Linked DNA regions of Mus musculus: region 1 is linked to region 2. The links are chromatin loops, found by intact Hi-C in ENCODE. Cell type or tissue: left cerebral cortex. All regions are shown on one strand. Links, peaks and the distances in the headings refer to the core of each region. The heading gives the core; the rest is flanking DNA.

Region 1 (9,348 bases), core at 1,358-6,357, 49 kb after region 2:
TGGCTGGATGGTTTAGAAGCTTTAAGGTCAAAGAGGAGGAAATGAAAGGGCTTATGGGTATGGATCCTGTGTATTACAGACTATACTTTATAGTTTGGGTTTTGTGGGGCGAGGATGTTTTGTTTTGAGAAACAGATGAAAATCCAAGAGTGAGGCGGCCATTGGAGAGCTCTGACTTGTGAAAGACAGGATATTGAGTGACTTTATGTAGGTAAGCACTGACTTATTTTGAAGACAATTGGTACAAAACCAAGATCTGTTTTGAGAGCATGCTAGCTATTGAATGGAGCTCTCAGCTGCTTTCCAATGTGCCTTCTTTATGATGCAGCAACCAGCTTTCCCCACAGTAGCAAGCATATGGATGAACATCATGACCCACAGTAAGCATAAAATGGTCTTTGGGTTAATTACAAATGAGAAAAGCGTGAATCATAATCTTGCATTATTCCACATTTTAAAAAAAAGTTAAATCCAGATAAATTGCCATTGAAAGATAAAATAACCAAGTTTAGAAGTATATAATATCTTCATGATCTTGGAATAGACAGTGGCTTGTTAAATAGCACCTAACTAAATAAGGACATTGTTAACTTAGTATCACTATGATGAGATATCTAATAGGGAAACTTTCAGGAAGAAAATTTACTTTGGCTCAGTGTCAGGGCTTATCATGGTAGGGAAGTACATGGGGTTAGAAGCGTGTTCAAGGGGTTATAGGCCCTCATATCACAGTGGACCAGGAAGCAGAGTCTAAGCCTGAAACCAGGGGCGTGGTATCACCTTCAAACGCCGGTTCCTAGGAACCATTTCTCCAGGTAGACCCTACTTCCTAAAGGTTCTGCAGCTTCCCAAAACATTGCTACCAGCCAGGGAAGACACATTTAAAGCATCAGCTTGTAGAATCAAACTAGACTTGAAATAGAAAAGACAAGCCACATAGGGGGAAACATATGTAAGAAGGTAATACAACAGAAAACAGGTAATGAAGACAGAAGAGGATGCCCAATAGCCGGTCAGAACATCCAGTGATGGGGAAGCTACAAGGTGGCTCTGAGATAAGACAGGGAGGCACAGAGTATTTACATAGGAGGGTTAATTTCTCAGAGTTTCTGAAGCCAGCTAATAGAATCCGGGTAGTAAAAAGCAAAGAAATTCATTCTCTTGATTTTAAAGTCCAGAAGTCAGAAATGAAGTTATTGCTGAGCATCTCAAAGCTTGCTGTGCCCCTTTTAAGGTTCACCTGATTAATCCAGGGTGAGATCTCCTCAGATTCTTAATCTGTTTGAGAAAGTACTTAGAGCTTGAAGGAATAGGGTATGGACATCTTTGTATTGGACTTCCAGCCCAGTTCAGGAGAAAGACAGTATTGAGGATGGGTAAGCTCAGGAATATCCTGGGACTTTTACTTCCAGGAAAGTGTAAAGATTTGTAACTGCTTGGGAAACTGTGTAGTGGTCTCTGCTGAAGTTGAAAGTTCCTCTTCCCAATGATACAACATTCCCACTCTTAGGTATATGCAGGCTAAGTATGGATGCAATTTAGCCAGAAGCTATGTAAATAATATCCCAACAGCTTTGTTTCTAGAAGTCCTAGACAAGAAAGTTTGAAAATCCCCATCAGCATTAGATAGTCCTTCACGCCATGGAGCATTGTGTGCAGGGATGAGAATAAGCACACCGCAGTTACATAAAGGGTACGGTTGAATTTCACAGTGTTAGGTGTTAGTTACATAATTCCTTTACAGAAGTTTACGAGCCAGAAAGCTACTAAGTATCGAATGTACTCAGGCATGAACACACACATACACTGGACACTTCCCCACCTTGCTCCCTTCTTTTGACCTTGAGCTTACAGAGCTGGAAGTAGGGCTATGTGTCATGTCCAGCTACAGTGGCCCATTTTGAGATTTATCATCCAGGCCTATGGAAACTTCCCTGTAGCAGTAGCAGGATAAGTGTGGATTATACTAGAACACATCTAACATTGATGTAATTATATGTAGGAATGCTATGCTTTATATATGCTAGGAAAATATCCCCAGAGATCTTATCCATATGTTAGGTAGATTCAATGGCCTTTTTGTTTTTCAGTGCAAGCAACAGCAGGAAAGACAACTCGACTTAGGGATCTGGGGACTGCTATGCAGAGAGTTATCAAGCCTACAGTACAGTAGGAACTTTAACCTAAGTCCCTGTTCTTTCATCTGAGTGAGCAGCTTTCTTCCCAAGTGCTTTCTGTCAAGGTGTGTTTTCCATTTGATTTGTGACCTTCCTGGATAGCCTGCAGAATATCTCAATAAATCTCTCTCTCTCTCTCTTCCCCCTCTCCCCCTCCCTTCTCCCCCTCCCTTCTCCCCCTCCCTTTTCCCCTCTCCTCCCCTTCCCCCTCTCTCTCCCTCTCTCTCCCATCTCCCCTTCCTCCCCTCCCTTCGCTCCCTCTCCCCTCCCCTCCCATCCTCCCCTCCCTCCCTTCCCCCACTCCCTCGTGTGTGTGTGTGTGTGTGTGTGTGTGTGTGTGTGTGTGTGTGTGTGTGTGTGTGTGTGTGTGTTCGGATTTGGAGGTGCTGATGTTCAGAACTCTAAGAATTACTATGTCAAATTGAGCATTGATATTTGGATCACTTACTGTTAAAAATTTTTATAGTAAAGGTTACTTTAGAATCTATTTTGCTTTCTCCTGGGATTCTCTCTCTTTTTTTTTTTTTAATAAAAAACAGAGAACTAGCCAACTGTGGGTGGTTAGCTTTCTAGTGATTAAAGAGAGACAGCTGGACATGGTGCTGCACACTTTAATCCCAACACTCAGGAGGCAGAAGAAAATGGATCTCTGAGTTTAAGACCAGCCTGGTTTACATTCTGAGTTCCAGGCTAGCCTGAGCTACAAAGTGAGACTGCCTCAAAAAAACAAAAGCAAAAAAAAATCAGAAAGACAGATAGGAGGGACTTCGGGAGTTTGTACCAGAATGATAGCTCACTGTAATTGGCATTTTTATTTAATTTGCTATATTGTATATGCACCCCCCACATGCCTAACTTCTTTTGAAATTACTAGTAAAGGTTCCAAATTCAGGAAATCAAATTCATGTTAAAAAACAATCTCGGATGAGGGTCATAAGAGATGACTCTGGTTCAAAAGCCTCCAGTTTGGTTCCTAGCACACATGTGACAGCTCACAGACATCTAACCCCAAGTCCAGGGGATCCAATGCCCTTCTGGCCTCTACAGGCACCAGGCACACATGTCTTTTGTGTGTGTGTGTGTGTGTGTGTGTGTGTGTGTGTGTGTCTATAATTTTTTTTTAACCACTGCTAGGAGAGGAGGAAGGGTCCAAAGAGTATGTATATAGCCTCTGGTGAGTTGAGCATGTGCCAGTGGATGGTCACACACAAAATTGTTTGGCCAGCACAAATAGGCCTTGATGAGGGTGGGGAATGACTCAAAGTTGAGTGGGGTGGACTTCAGAGGAGTTGGGAAAGGAGGGTGAATATAATCAAAACACTGTATGCAAAATTCTCAAAGAACTAAGTGTGTGTGTGTGTGTGTGTGTGAGAGAGAGAGAGAGAGAGAGAGAGAGAGAGAGAGAGAATATCTGACAAACAATAAGACTGATGAACCAGTGGGCAGACATATAGAGGTCATCCTAAAGAGTTAAGCCTGCCTAGCAAGCTTCAATTTTGAGAACATGAACTCACTCTGAGAGGTCTTCCTGTTTTACTGGAAAACCTGAAATTTTTATGTGACATTCACCAAATTTTGAGGATTAATAGCTAAGTAATTTTAATATGTGCTGGCCAACCAAATAGGGCTGAGTAAGATTAAATTGGCATTTTACAGGTTTTCTGGACTGACTCCTCACTGTAAACTATTTCTTTCTTGTTTCCTTTAGATCAAGGCAAGAAAACAATAGGAGTATGTGTGTATGCATTTCTTTTATAACCAGTTTAAGCTGCTAGGCATCTGTTCTGAATAACATTTCCATATTACTTTAATAATAATTATTTCATAAGATTCATATGGGCATAAAATGGATTTGAACAAGATTCATAGAGCTGGGATGTGAGTTGCTAGGTTGCCTATGGTAAGATTTAAGCATCCTAAAGAGTGCCATAAGCAGCTTTCTGAGAAATGCAGGAGAGACTGATTTCCTGAAATAGATAGGACATAGTGCTGCGGCAGACAGCATCTACAGGAAAGGAGAAGCAGGAGCTAAGAATGAGCAAAGAACTGGCCCTTGTACTTCTAGGCATAGCTGAGTTAGAGCAGTGATTGAGCTTTAGCTGTATGGTTGGCACTGTATGCATCATTTAATGTGTTGGGTAGGTAATGCATCTGTTCGCAGAGCATCAACCCTAGGGTAGGTTAGTGACATGTTCAAACTCTTACAAACAAGAAAAAGGCCAAGTTGGGAATTGGACTGTTGCTAACTGACTCCGAGTATTCTCATTTTACACAGTATACTTTATGTGGAAAGTAGGCTAAGCTGGGTACATTATGCAGACCATGAATGCTTGGTTGGGTATTCTTCAAGGGCATTTACTATACAATAACTCAAACTAGGTGTTCCAGGAGAGCTGAAGTCAGTAGAACTCGAAGCAAGGTAGTAAAACAGAAAAAAATAGTGCAGCTGTTGTGTACATAGAACTCAATCTCCAGGCTCCTTGTCCCTCCAAGCTTTTCGTCCCTCGTCTGCTTGAAGGGACAAAAGTCAGCATTGGAATGGGAAGTAAAATAGCATGAGATTCCCAAATGAAGTCACTGGAACTGGTAAGTTCACTGTAGGAAATGAAACAAAGGCCTGTCCTTAGAACTGTCTCTTGCCTTCGTTCATTGCTCTTCTTTTGTAGGAATTTTAATTTGTAATGAATTCTCTTGCATTCTCAGACTATGCAATCTTGAATTTTTATATAGATAAGGACTTCGTTAGAGGAAAAGACAAAATGGAAAAATTAATTATTTTGAGTACAGTAGGTTGTAGCTAGTTAAAGTTGCATATTATCTAAGACTGAACAATTAAGTAAAGTTTAAGCTGATTTTTAAGTGCAAATAATAAAAATTCTTGGATGTCTTAAAATTAGGTTTGTCTTAAATACAATCATCCTTCTAATTGTTTAATATTAGAAGACTAATTTGTAGGCTGAGGAGATGATTTTGCAGTTAAGAGCACTAGCTTGTTCTACCAGAGGTCCTGAGTTCAATTCCCAGCAACCACATGGTGGCTCACAACCATCTATAATGGGATTTTATGCCCTCTTCTGGGCACTCACTGGGGTCTCATAATAACATCTTGGAGAGTTGTTTAGAAATAAATGGCATAAGGACAAAACAACAGTCCCACAGTAAGTTCTGAATAACTGTGATGCATTAGAGAGCATAGTTTATGAATTTGACTGTGACAAGACCGTTCAATACTTTGGATTCAATTCATGAGCTGTTTTTTATCACTGTACTGTGCTAGGCAGAGTTCACTCTCAGGCCTGGCATTTTTCACTGCTCTTCTTCTTGGATTTGCAGCTGCGGAGTCCCACAGTACAGTATGAAGAATTGATCTGCCTTCTTCTCTTACCTTACCCATTTTACTCCTGGATAGTTTCAGTGCCAGATTTATGCCCTGCAAGTTATTCACCCACTAGAAAGGGCAGAAGAGTAAGGAAGAGTTGACCTGGGGTTTTCCACAGTGCCCTTGTTGTGGCACTGCCTTCCTAGAAATTGTTACTCTTTGTGGGGTTTTTTTGTTGGTGGTGGTGGTGGTGGTTTTTTTTTGGATCATTTTGAATCTTTACAAAAGGTACTTTTTCAGTGTTTTGAAAATGAATTAAGTATGGTTGAATCTATTTATAAGCAATTTCCTGTGTCTCCTGAATTCTGAAAAATTACTGTTTGCTAGCTACTGTGCAGGACAATTTGGCTTAGGAAATAATAGCCAGAGTTGGATGGTATTGAGTTTAATGTTGGTTTTGAAGTTAAATGTGGCAGAAGAGCTTGATTATCGTATTTTACTTTTATCTCTGTCTGCTTACCTAAGTATTCATAGAAATACATCCCTCTCTTTTTGGGGTGTTGTGGCTTTCATTTATACACTTATCTATATCATGAGGAAAAACACCTTTATTATACCTTACTTTAATCTGTTGTTTAGTGGCATGATATGGCATGATATAGTAACAGGTTGGACCTGTATGTTTACAATGTCTTTGTCTCTATTATGTATCCCAGGGAATCTTGTTAGGTGCTCTCCCCACCCCCAAGTGGTCTCCACTTACAAAAAATTTTAAGTCCATAGATAATGCTGTATAAGTCAGTTTTGTGCCTCTTTTCACAAAAGAAATGTATGTTAGCCCTCTTGAATGTACATTTTGCAGCAATGAATTCTCAGAATGTTGGTTCAGGGATCTTAATGCTTTCTAAAATGAATGAATGCCATGAAGAGATTTTGTTTTAAATATTGTATTTGGTACTATTTAGCATATGACAGGTAAAACTGAGGGGAAAATTTAATACTAATTGTAAATGTTTTAATGGAAAGTACACCTGTGTTCTTCCCCCCACCCACCCACCCACACACATTTTTTAGTGATAAAAGACTTAATGAAACAAGAGATTAGTGGTTGCTTTGAATTTAATATATACAGTGCCGTAAAAGAAAATCTGGGCCCTTATAGTTGAAAAAAGAATGTTTTAATAACCTTCCCAGATGATGAAAGATGGTGTTCTTTAATACTACACCAAAACTTGACAGTTGATAGTTTCTTCAGGGATGATTGCAGAGTAGACTCTGGTAGCATATAAAACCTCTTTGTCTTCTTGTTGGCGTGTCTTTCCATTTGAATGGCTCTTTTGTTCATGAATGATTTTGTGCTGACATACATTGGGTCTGATTTAAGGAGGTCTTTAAATGTTAGATCTGTATCATTCAGTTATGCCACTAATCTCACTAAAACACTCAAAATATTGGAGACTTGTTTAAGCCCTTTTCTGGCTGACTCCTTGTTAGTGACTGCTTACAGATTGTTATTTGAAGTAACAGGTACACTTACTTTGTTTTAGAAAATGTCTGCTATATACTCAAGTATTAATAATCAGTTTTTATCAAGTTGTTCTGTTAAATAAAGTTGTTCATTGAAAGAGCAATTCAGTCACCTCACAATTCAAATAGTTGCACAACCATTTTTTTCTTTAGATATATTTCTCCAAAATGTAAAAATACTTCATAGGTGACCCTCACCCCAGTTAGTCACATAAAATATTAAAAAGGTGTAGTGGCACATGCTTGTGACCCCCCAAAATTCCATTCTCAAAAAAAAAAAAAAGTGTCCTTGGGCAAGATTTAACAAATACATGGCTTTTTGCTCTGGGTGTAGCATGATGATGTCTGCTAGTACACTTTGTTCCACTGCCTGTTTGGCCCATTGAAAGGTGCTGGCTGAAACACACCCCTGCTTTTGCACCACTGCAGAAGGATCATTGACAGTATGTGTTTTGTTTTGTTTTGTTTTGTTTTTTGTTTTAAGGCAGGTAACTTGTTAATGTTGTTTTGAGGATAGTGTTGACCTCCATACAAACTCATGGACCATATTTTTAAAACCACTAGTTTAGAACCTGGACTTTGGTATAGCTAGGCTATCTGGATGAACCCCAGCTCCATTACTTGATTATTTTTATCATGATGAGCAGTCATCCTGACTTTTAAAAACTAGACAAACACAAAGAAAGAACATAGGGCTAGGGAGATGGTTCAGTGGATAAAGTGTTTGATGTACAAGCCTACGGATCCGAGTTGAGATCCCTTGCAGATACGTAAAAAGCAAAACACTGCAGCGTGCATCCTGTGTAATCCAAGTGCTAGGAATGTAAAGACAGAAGTGGCACTGGCCAGCCAGCCAGTCTAGCTGTATTGGTTCAGTGAGGAACTGTTTCTAAGTGTAGGGTTGAAAGTGACTGAGGAAAAGACGCGTTATAGTTTTAACCTCTGACCTCAACACAGGTGTGCATACAAAATGAGCATGCACATACACACTATATTAATACATACACACTCAAAAGAGAATAGACTAGTGTCCCTCAGGAACATCTACCCGTCAAACTGCTTCTCTATATTGTCTTTTAATTTGACATATGAATATACGGAACTCCAGGAAACAGATGACTGGTACAACATGATGTTGTCTCTGTCTCTTTCTTCCCCCCCCCTCCTTTTTTCCCCCTTCCTTCCCCCTCCCTTGTCTGTCTCTGTCTTTCCCTCTCCCCCACCCTCCATTTCTCTCTGACAAGAATGGGATTCTGAAAGAACTTGCCATGGAGTGAAAAATAAGCTTGTCAGAATCTCAGATTATATTCCCAGCTAACGTGTAAAGTAGCATCCCTTAACGCTTTGAGACCTTTTCTATTATTTGAGGTTTCTGCTTTTGTTTTCCTGGTTTTAGGCAGAGTCACGCTAGGTAGCCCTGGCAGGCCTGGAACTCCATGTAGTTGAGATCAGTGTCTAGGGATCCTCTTGACTCAGCCTTCCAAGTGTTGTAATTACAGGTATACATTACCTTGTCCACACCCAGCTAGGTCATTTCTTCTTTTTTTTTTCTTTCATTTTTTTCTTCCTTCATTTGTTTGTTTTGAGACGGTCTCATTATGTAACACTGACTGGCCTAGAACTTGCTATGGAGACCAAGCTAGACAGTGTCTCACAGAGATCTGCCTGTTTCTGCCTCTGAGTGCTGTGATTAAAGGAGTGCTCTACCATGGTGCTCTGAGACATTGCTTTTAATGGTAGTTAGGGGTAAGTCTGCAGCTTCTTGTAATGCAGACAGAGGAACTTGTGGTTATTGGTTATTAAATTTCATACATCTTTACCCTGAACAATCTTCAAAACATTCAGTGGAGAAAACTCTGCTCTGTGAATAGTGAATGCTTTCCTTAGATGTTTACCAAGTCAAGGCAATTTCAGTGACAAAGTGTTTTCTGTTTTGAGTACTATTCTTTTTTGGTCTGTAGTAACGTTCCTTTAGAAGGAGTTCTTTTTAATAAGCCTGCTATTACTGTTTGCTGCTGTGGGTTGTGTGTGCCAAGTCACTAGTTGCTTTCTGGGAGGAATAGCATGTGAAATTCTTCCATCTGCTTTGATTGATCATCGCCTTCAAGTGGTTCCCAAATATGTCCTGAGTCCCAGCATGCAGTCAGTGACTAGTATCTCTGTCCCAGTACATTTTAATTTTACTCTGTAAAATTATAAATGGTTTAAAAAGTAAACACTTTTCTTAATTAGGCAAGTAGAATCTTCACAATTGAGAAAAAAAAAGTCAGGCACATATCAGAGAAAGCATAGTATTGCCATTCTTGGATATGCTTTCTACTGCTC
Region 2 (9,348 bases), core at 2,816-7,815:
GTTAAGGCAGGCTTTGTGACCAATTATATGGTCAATTTTGGAGAGGGTGCCATGAGGTGCTGAAAAGAAGGTATATTTTTTTGCTTTGGGATGAAAAGTTCTATAAATATCTGTTAGGTCCATTTGATTGATAACTTCTGTTAGTTTCACTGTCCTGTTTAGTTTCTGTTTCCATGATCTGTCCATTGCTGAGAGTCGGTGTTGAAGTCTCGAAATAGTACTGTGTGGAGTGCGATGTGTGCTTTGAGCTTTAGTAAAGTTTCTTTAATGAAACTTTGTGCCCTTGTATTTGGAGTATAGATGTTCAGAATTGAGAGTTCATCTTGGTAGGTTTTTCCTTTGACCAGTATGAAGTGTCCTTACTTATCCTTTTCGATAACTTTTGGTTGAAAGTTGGTTTTATTCTAAATTATAATGGCTACTCCAGCTTGTTTCTTGGGACCATTTACTTGGAAAGTTGTTTTCCAGCCTTTTGCTCTGAGGTAGTGTCTGTCTTCAACACTGAGGTGCGTTTCCTGTATGCAGCAAAATGTTGGGTCCTGTTTACATATCCATTCTGTTAGTCTAGGTCTTTTTATTGGGGAATTGAGTCCAGTGATCTCAAGAGATATTAAGGAAAAGTGATTGTTACTTCCTGTTATTTTTGTTGTTAGAGGTGGCTATTTTCTTTTAGGTTTGTTGAAAGTTTGCTTTCTTGCTTTTTCTAGGGTATAGTTTCCCTCCTTGTGGTGGTGTTTTCCATGTATTATCCTTTGTAGGGCTGGATTTGTGGAAATCTATTGTGTAAATTTGGTTTTGTCATGTAATACCTTGGTTTCTCTGTCTATGGTAATTGAGAGTTTTGCTGGGTATAGTAGTCTGGGTTGGCATTTATGTTCTCTTAGGGTCTGTATGATATCTGCCCAGGATCTTCTAGCTTCCATAGTCTGGTGAGAAGTCTGGTGTAATTCTGATAGGTCTGCCTTTATATGTTACTTGACCTTTTTTTCTTACTGCTTTTAATATTCTTTGTTTAATGCACTTGGTGTTTTGACTATTATGTGACAGGAAGAATTTCTTTTCTGGTTCAATTTATTTGGAGTTTTGTAGGTTTCTTGTATGTTCATGGGCATCTCTTTATGTTAGGGAAGTTTTCTTCTATAATTTTGTTGAAGATTTTTACTGGCCTTTGAATTTGGGAATCTTCAATCTATTCTATATCTATTATCCTTAGATTTGGTCTTCTCATTGTTTCCTGGATTTCCTGGATGCTTTGGGTTAGGGGCTTTTTACATTTTGCATTTTCTATGACTGTTGTGTCCACGTTTTCTATGGTATCTTCTGCACCTGAGATGCTCTCTTTTATCTCTCATATTCTGTTGCTGATGCTTTCATCTATGACTCCTGATCTCTCTTTCCTAGGTTTTCTAACTCCAAGGATGTCTCCTTTTGTGATTTCTTTATTGTTTCTATTTCCATTTTAAAATATTGAATAGTTTTGTTCATTTCATTCACCTGTTTGATTGTGTTTTCCTGTAAGTCTTTGAGGGATTTTTGTATTTCCTCTTTAAGGGCTTCTAGCTGTTTACCTGTGTTCTCCTGTATTTCTTTAAGGGAGATATTTATGACCTTCTTAAAAGTTCCCTATCACCAACATAAGAAGTGATTCTAGATCTGAATCTTGCTTTTCAGTTGTGATGATGTGATCCAGGACTTGCTATATTGGGAGAATTGGGTTCTGATGATGCCAAGTAACCTTAATTTCTGTTGCTTATGTTCTTATGCTTGCCTCCCGTCATCTGGTTAGCTCTAGTGCTACCTGCCTTTGCTATATCTGACTGGGGTCTGTCTTTCCTGTGATCCTGGTTGCGTCAGAACTCCTCAGAGTTCATCTCTCTGCGTGATCCTGTGATCCTGAGATCCTGAGTGTGTCAGAGCTTCTGGGAGTCAAGGGCCTCTGGGACCCTGTAATCCTGGTGTGACCAAGCTCCTGGGATCCTGAGATCTTGGAATCCTATGGTGCTGAGCATGTTAGACTGCCTGGGAGTGGAGCTTCTTCTGGGTGTTGAGGGACTGGCTGTAGAGTTGGCACCCAAGGTCTATTCAGGGCACAGGCTCAGACTGGAAGGAACCTGTGCCAGTGGTCGGGGGAGTTCCTGGGTGCCTAGATCATGCTGGGCACATTTACTTTCAGTGTTGGGCCAGATGTTGTGTCTTCCTCACCTCTGATCCTCTCTTACTTGGCTTTTAAATCACTAGTTCTTTCACATTTCTGTTAACCCTTTGTGTTTGCCTTCTTTCTGCTCTTGTCTGTGAACTCTCAAACCCATGCCTAGGGCTCATCCCTTGCTTTTCTTCACAGTCATTTTTCCATATCACTTTCATAGTTTAGCTACTATGTTCTAATGACTTAGGGATTTGACTCGTCTGTGAACCCTAGTGTCAAATATCCAACTACAACACTTACCTTTCTATTTGGATGTGTGGCAATGCCCAATGCAATGTCTACAAAAAAGAAAACCTCTGTCTTGGTCTACCTCTGAGTTGCACAAGCCAAAACCCAGTTTCACCCGATTGATCTCTCTTTCATTCCACATAGAGTGAAAATGTACCATCCTATCAGGAAACACAGTTGGCTCTACCATTAAAATGTGTCCCAAATTTGATCTCTTCCTGTGGCCACCCTTGTTGCCACCTGGGTGCAAGGCACCATTATCACTTACATGGAGTCACACAGAACCTTCCATATGGGGTCTTGCTGCTAACACTGGTGTTCTTGAGACTACTTTCAACATAGAATTATCCTTTAAAATTTATGGTGTTTCATGTTTTCTGTTTAAAACCCTGTGCTGGTCCATTTAATTTATAGTAAGAGTTTTATATTACCTCACAGGTCCACCTGATTCACAACTTCATCTTCCCAGGTCACAGGATCCACTAACTTAAGCCTTTTCTATGTTTCTGGCTTGAGAATGGTCCTTATTAATCCCTCACACTGGAATCTCCACCAAGATACTCTAACCACTTATTTTATTTAAACCTACTCTTCCCCATGGGGCCTATCCTGACTACTGTCCCTGGTCCAACAGCCTTCAAGCATCTGTTTATATAGTTACCTTCTCCATCTAGGTCACATATCACCTTATAATTCACAGCATACAGATGTTTGCTATTAGGTTTATTTGCATGCCCTCCATTAGAATTACCTCTCTAGAGGTGGAAAAATCTTTTCATCACTCACTAAACTTAGGACATAGAAAGATTAGAGATGGCTCAATGTAGTAAGTCAAAAAGTGCCTGAGCAACAATTTAAACCCTAGACGAAATTCTACATTCTTCTCATATAATTTTCCTTCCCAACGGCCAGAAACTAGTGAACCCTAAAAGAATTCCAGGCTGGAAAATGATTCCTGACACTTGCAGCATCTTTTAGCTGTCAGGATCCATCCACCCTTCCTTTTCCTTCCCTCCTCATGTCTAAGAAGTTCTTATATGTTACTAAATAAAATAACTACTCGCTTTGACCTTTTAGGCCTGCCATAATTGAACCTCAAACCGTTCCCAGTCTATCTATAGCCTTGTCTCCCCTATTACAGATCATCTTCTTGGGCAAAATCCTCTCGATGTTTTAGCCCATGTTTCTAAGTGTGTGTGTGTGTGTGTGTGTGTGTTGTTGTTGTTGTTGTTGTTGTTGTTTTGGTTTTGGTTTTGTACATAGCCTTGCCTGTCTGGAAACTCACTATGTAGATCAGATGGGCCTTGAACTCACAGAGATCAACCTGCCTCTGCCTCCCTAGTATTGAGTTTAAAGGTGTGAGTCTCCACACCTGGCTTTAAAGATTTATTTTCAAGTGTATGAGTGTTTTGACAGTTGTGAGCCACCACGCAGATGCTGGGAACCCAACCTAAGACCACTACAAGAGCAGTAAGTGCTCTTAACTGCTGAATCATTACTCCAACCTTAAATATAAATTTTGAATGGGTTGAATGTGCCTCAAAAACACCCTTAGGCCCTGGGTAGGGACCTTCTGTTCTGCTCTGGTTTCGAACAGCAGGCTTAGCTTTATTTTATTTGGCCCTGGGTTTCACTACTTAGCTCTGGTCACCCTGGAACTTGCTATATCCACCAGGCTGACCTAGTACTCACAGAGGTATATTTTTCTTTGCCTCTCCATGCTGAAAGTATAAAGGCCTGGGCCACGGTGGCTGGCCAGGCTTAGCTTTGGTGATTTATTTTAGAATATCCTGCCCCAGAAACTTGTCTGTCACCTCACAAGAGCATTGTGTGTTTCTCCCAAGCCCTCTTCAGGAACACTTCCTTTCGTTTTCCATGAAGTCATAAGAATTTTTCAAATGCCACCTTTTCTTCAAAGAATTCTACCTGACCTCCACCATGTCCTCTATTCTGTCTCCTCCTTATTCTACAGGATTACAGAAAGCAGCCCAAACCACACATGGTTAGCCGTATCTCAACCTTGTGACCATGAGCCCCTATTACTGTAAAAATAGGGCAGAAATTTCAGGGAAATAGGTAAAGAGAGCACAGTGACAAAGATAAACATTGTAAAACACCAAAAGGCACAACCCCAAGACTAACAAAATAACATAATTTCAAATAAAGACAGGACTCTAGGCAATCCTGTTTGGGCTGGGGAAATCTCAGGAGAGCTGTCCCCCACTTCTCCCGCACAACCTGTGCAGGGCTGCTGGACTAGAATCTACCGCTTCCGCGAGAAGGTCCAGGGGGCTTCCCGAGTCCAGGCGTGTAGGTGTGTATTACACAAGCGAGCACACACGCCTCAGGTCTCGCTCTCTGTAAATCGTGGTTCAGGACAGGGCAGAGTTCAGACCTGGCACTTTGGGCTGGCCCTCCTGGTCTTCTAGGGGCCTGGGCAACAGAATCTCAATCTATGTCGTCTCTCAAACTACGCAGGTGGAACACCAGCTCTAGACAAGGGTAGTCTATCCCTGGGAGGATGCAGAGCCCGGAGCTACGTCATCAGACACCCCATCCCCTCGCCGTCCCCCAAGTCTGCACCAGAGCCCTCTTGCTCCTGAGGCAACATCAAAAAGCTAACCTAGCCCGCTGACCTGGCCGAGGCAGGGGCGTGGCCGAGAGAAAAGCAGCGCCTCTGTGCCACGCCCCTCAAATGCCTTGACCAATAATAGCACTCTCCGAGATCCGGCCCCGCCCCCACGCCGCCTCCGGCCCGCGGCCCCGCCCGGGCCGGTCATAATTAGGCAGCGGGCTGGGACTGCCGCGTCAGCGCGCGTTGAGAGCCAATCGCGGGCGCTCCCTTGAGGCCGCGTCACAGGCCGAGCAGCCAAACAGAAAAGTTTAATAAACAGCGGACGGAGGGCCGGCGGCGGCGGGCCGGGAGCGAGTGGGGGTTTGGCGGCCTCACCTGTCCTCACTCTCAGCGGCGGCGAGAGGCGGCGGCGGCAGCGCGTCCGGCGGAGAGGGCCGCCGCCAGGTGAGGAGTGCGGGCAGCGGTGGGCGCAGCCTCCGGGCGGCCTGGGAGCCGGAAGCGGCGGGCGGCGCAGCAGGTGGCCTCGCAGTGGCGAGCGGAGGGCGCGGTCCCGGTGGGGCGCGGTCCCGGGCTCCCCGGGCGCGCGCTGAGCTCGGGGTCGGGGTGGGCGCGCCTGGGGCCAGTCCGGAGCAGCTGCCGCACGCCGGGCAGCGTCCTCACGTCCCTTTGGTAGGCTGAGGCTAGAGAAGGCTCAGAGGGAGTCTCCGGGATTCCAAGCTCTCTGCTCCTCTGAGAGCGTTTTCAAGTTTCTCACTGTTGGATGCGTAAACAAGCTACACGGAGTGTGGCGTCTGAAGTCAATCTAACTCTATCAGAACTCAGTGATTTGCCATCATCATCCAGAATTGTCAGGCGTTTGTGGGAACTGGGGCCTTGGGGTCACCTCCAAGCCGTGCATGCTAACTAGCTTGGTAGTCAGCACCTAGTGGTTCCGAAAACCGAAATTAAACGTCACTTTCAAACTATATTCGAAATTTATCCTTTTCCTAATTAAAATGCCACGTAGGCTTTTGAGATTATTTATGAAGTATTTTATGGCAATTGCTGTTTTATGTATTATTTCCAGGCCTGCGGGGACAATTTTTTGGTAAACCATGAACATTTAAATGGAGAAAAGACATTGTCTTAATTTTTCCTTTTTCCTTTTTTTTTTTTTTTTTTTAACATTTAAAAAACACGTAAGCCGGGCGTGGTGGCGCACGCCTTTAATCCCAGCACTTGGGAGGCAGAGGCAGGCGGATTCCAGCCTGTTCTACACAGTGAGTTCCAGGACAGCCAGGGCTACACAGAGAAACCCTGTCTCGGGGTGGGGGTGGGGTGGGGCGGGGAGACAAACATGTAAGAGGGGTAATAGGCACAGATAGGAAAATTTCAGGCTTGATTGCTGTTTTGACTGCAGCCATACTTTCCTGTGTTAATGTCAAAACTCACAATATGAGTTATATCACAAAGTTTTTAAAGTAATGGTCAGTCCTGGGAGAATACACAACACAATGTACTATAAAGAGAGAAAACATAAACTTTCAGACTCCTCACTCCAGAGCCAGAACTAGAACATTACTCAAACTTGTATGTGTTCACGAGTTTCTTATCTGGCCTAACCCAGTTTACTGTTTCTTACTGAGGTAAATAAACATTCTAGACTCGGTGGATTTGCTCATTCTCTAGCCTTTTAAAAATTAGTTTTGTCACACACTAATCTCTTCAAACAGTGTCACTTTAGGTTCCTTGCCCTTTGAACTTTGGACAGATAGTGTATGGTTGTGGTTCATCCATTTCATTGTTTCTTAATGCTGTGTTCCTCCCTTCACCCCAGTGTTTCGATGGTGTTTCTTGTTTTGCTTCTAACAAGTGTACTCTGGGAACTTTTCTTCTTGCAGCTGTTGTTGCCCAAGTTGCCTGTCGAAAAGTAAATACTGTAGATCGTGGTAGAAAGTTGTAGGCAATCAGTAATAAAATAGAGATGAAAACGTTACGATTCTGCTTCCTTCCTTTAATCAGGAAGACTCACTGTTCTTGTGACTGGTTCCTAGTTGCTATGTTTGCATGAGGAACTAAGATTTCTGTTAATCTCTACACCGAATCCCTTCAAACCGGCTGTGGAAAGTTTGGCACCCTTTGGTACTTCTCAGGGCAAAACCAGCAAGTGGGAGAAAACTCCATGTTTTGTGAAGCCACCCTGTCTGTTCTCCACCACTCCTCCCCTCCCTGCAGTCTCTGGCAGGTTATTGAGGAGTCTTCTTTGCCTTAAAACCGTCCGTCTTGCAAAAGAAACTTGGAGTAAGCTTTGTCTGCCTAGTTGGCACAGGCTTTGTTGGAGGGAGAGTGTCAGAGAGCAGATCCTTTAAGGGAAACATTAGGACCCACGTGACCCTCCGCCACTTTTGAGAAGACTATGTGAGTGTACTAAGTTTTTCAAGACTTGTCAACCACACATTGAAGTATTTTTTAGGTTTAAGAATGTCCTAGGGTTTGCTCTAGACAAATGTCTTTAATTTTTTAATTTTGCTCCTTTGTGTGTGTGTGTGTGTGTGTGTGTGTGTGTGTGTGCGCGCATGTGTGTGTATGCTTTGAATAACTTGTTGAAGGCATGAGAGAGGAGCTTTTTAATTTTTTTAGATAGGGTCTCACTATAAAGCCTAGAACTCTCTATATAGACTAGGCTGGCCTGGAACTCATAGAGATTCCCCCAGTCAACTGTCTCCAGTGATAGGATTAAAGGCGTGTGCCACCACATCTGGCTAGGGGGCATTTTTTTGATGTTTGTAGCTTGCAGATGTTTTGTTTTTATAGTGTAGTTGCTTCTGCTTTTAAAACTTAGTTCTATATTTTACTACAAATCACACTGACAGAGAGTTTGGGGATTTCTCCCACATTTTGAAGATGTGTAGGAACACAAGTACTTCCACAGATAAGCATTGTTAATTAACATTTTGTCAAGCATACCTGTGGTCTTCCTGTGTATTTTGTATCTCCTAAGCTACTACATGTTTCTTTAGGATTCAGTCTTGGTACCGATGCTGAGTCAATGCACATGAACATTCATTTTAAAGTCTTTATAAGCATTTCAAATTTTTTCTTAAAATTTTTATCAAAGTGTGTAGGGTGTGTGTGTGTGTGTGTCTTGTTTATGCCACTGTAGTCCCAGCTACTCCAGAGACTGAGGCAGGATAGTGTGAGTCTAGGTGTTCTAAGGGTTCTAAATGTGGATAGGCTGGCTCCACTTTCAAAACTTACTCCAAATGTAATGTCCCCACTCCTTTGTTTTATAGAAGATGATAATCGTACTCATCTAATTGTTACCCTTCCTTCAGGTTTTGCTCCCTATAGTCTGTGCTGGTTGCTCTAGTGTCTAGAAGATGTTTGTGTGTGTGTGTGTGTGTGTGTGTGTGTGTGTGTTCTCTCTCTCTCTCTCTCTCTGGGTGTGTGGGTGTGTATGTATGTGATATGATGTAAAGTGAAGTGAAATGTGTGTATGTAGAGGTCAGAACAACTTTGTAGTTTCTTCTATGTTTACATGGGTTCTTGGGATCAAACTCAGGTCTCAGGCTTGCCCAGCAAGAACTTTTACCCACTTAAGCCATCTTGCCAGCCCTGAATGTGTTTATAGATATGATAGTCCTAGGCTCAAAGTCCTTCAGTGACTTTTCGATCCATGAGATAAAATTCAGACACAGTTTTACTGTGGTTTATATAACCTACACTGGTTGTGCCAATAGAAATGAATGCAAATTGCAAATCTGAGCCATGTTAATTTAAAATTTTCTCGTGGCCCTAGGACAAGAGAAAGGCAGTGAAATATATTTTGATTTAACCTAAGATGCAGTACTTTGAATATGCGGTGAATGTGAGAGATTATTTGTGGGCTATTTTGCACTTCTGGAGCTGATGTGTACCATCTACCTGCAGCGTGTCCTAGTTCAGATTGGCCATGATTCAGTGTTTATACTTGTAAGATCTTTTTTATTGTGCCTTTTATCTGTCTAGGATAGCAGTCTTTTACTCTGTATTGCAAATATTTTTTCTGGCTCTTCATTTCCCTTGTATTTGCTTATAGGCCTTCCTCCTTTCTCCTCTCTCCTAACCCCTGTTTACTTCATTGAATTTTTAAAATATCTTGGTTATTACTTTTACATTTTTATTTCATCTGAAAAGTAAGAGTGTGTGTGTGTGTGTGTGTGTGTTTGTGTGTGTACATGGAGTGAACACTGGTTTCTTGAGGGTGGGGAGGTGTCCAGAAATGAGTATTGAACCCCTGAGAGCTGGCATTACAGTCAAGTTGTATGATATGGCTGTTGAGATCTAAAATCAGGTCCTCTAAAAGAGCAGTATGCATTCC

The links. A loop is a pair of places that touch in the nucleus more often than their neighbours do. Peaks named below come from ENCODE experiments on the same cell type or tissue, not always from the same donor. Only the 100,000 strongest peaks of a DNase experiment are listed, where the experiment ranks them.
Region 1: a loop joins it to region 2, with 4 times the contacts of the local background. A loop is called at or near these places in 3 of 42 quality-filtered maps.

What each region holds. Positions count from the first base shown.
Region 1 is chr7:84,635,180-84,644,527 of GRCm38, reverse strand. All of the region lies in intron 1 of Zfand6 (zinc finger, AN1-type domain 6), which reads left to right. Among named protein-coding and RNA genes, the nearest start is that of Fah, 34 kb to the right of the region's middle. In left cerebral cortex, for the core only: no CTCF peak of the experiment used is centred there; a DNase peak (open chromatin) is centred at 4,192.
Region 2 is chr7:84,685,851-84,695,198 of GRCm38, reverse strand. Zfand6 (zinc finger, AN1-type domain 6) reads left to right here and starts at 5,242. Exons shown (of 7, transcript NM_001360578.1): 1 at 5,242-5,453. It overlaps 2610206C17Rik (RIKEN cDNA 2610206C17 gene), which reads right to left and starts at 5,559. Exons shown (of 5, transcript NR_038175.1): 1 at 5,385-5,559. In left cerebral cortex, for the core only: a CTCF peak has its summit at 5,904; a DNase peak (open chromatin) is centred at 5,202; H3K4me3 peaks cover 1,925 bases; H3K27ac peaks cover 1,078 bases.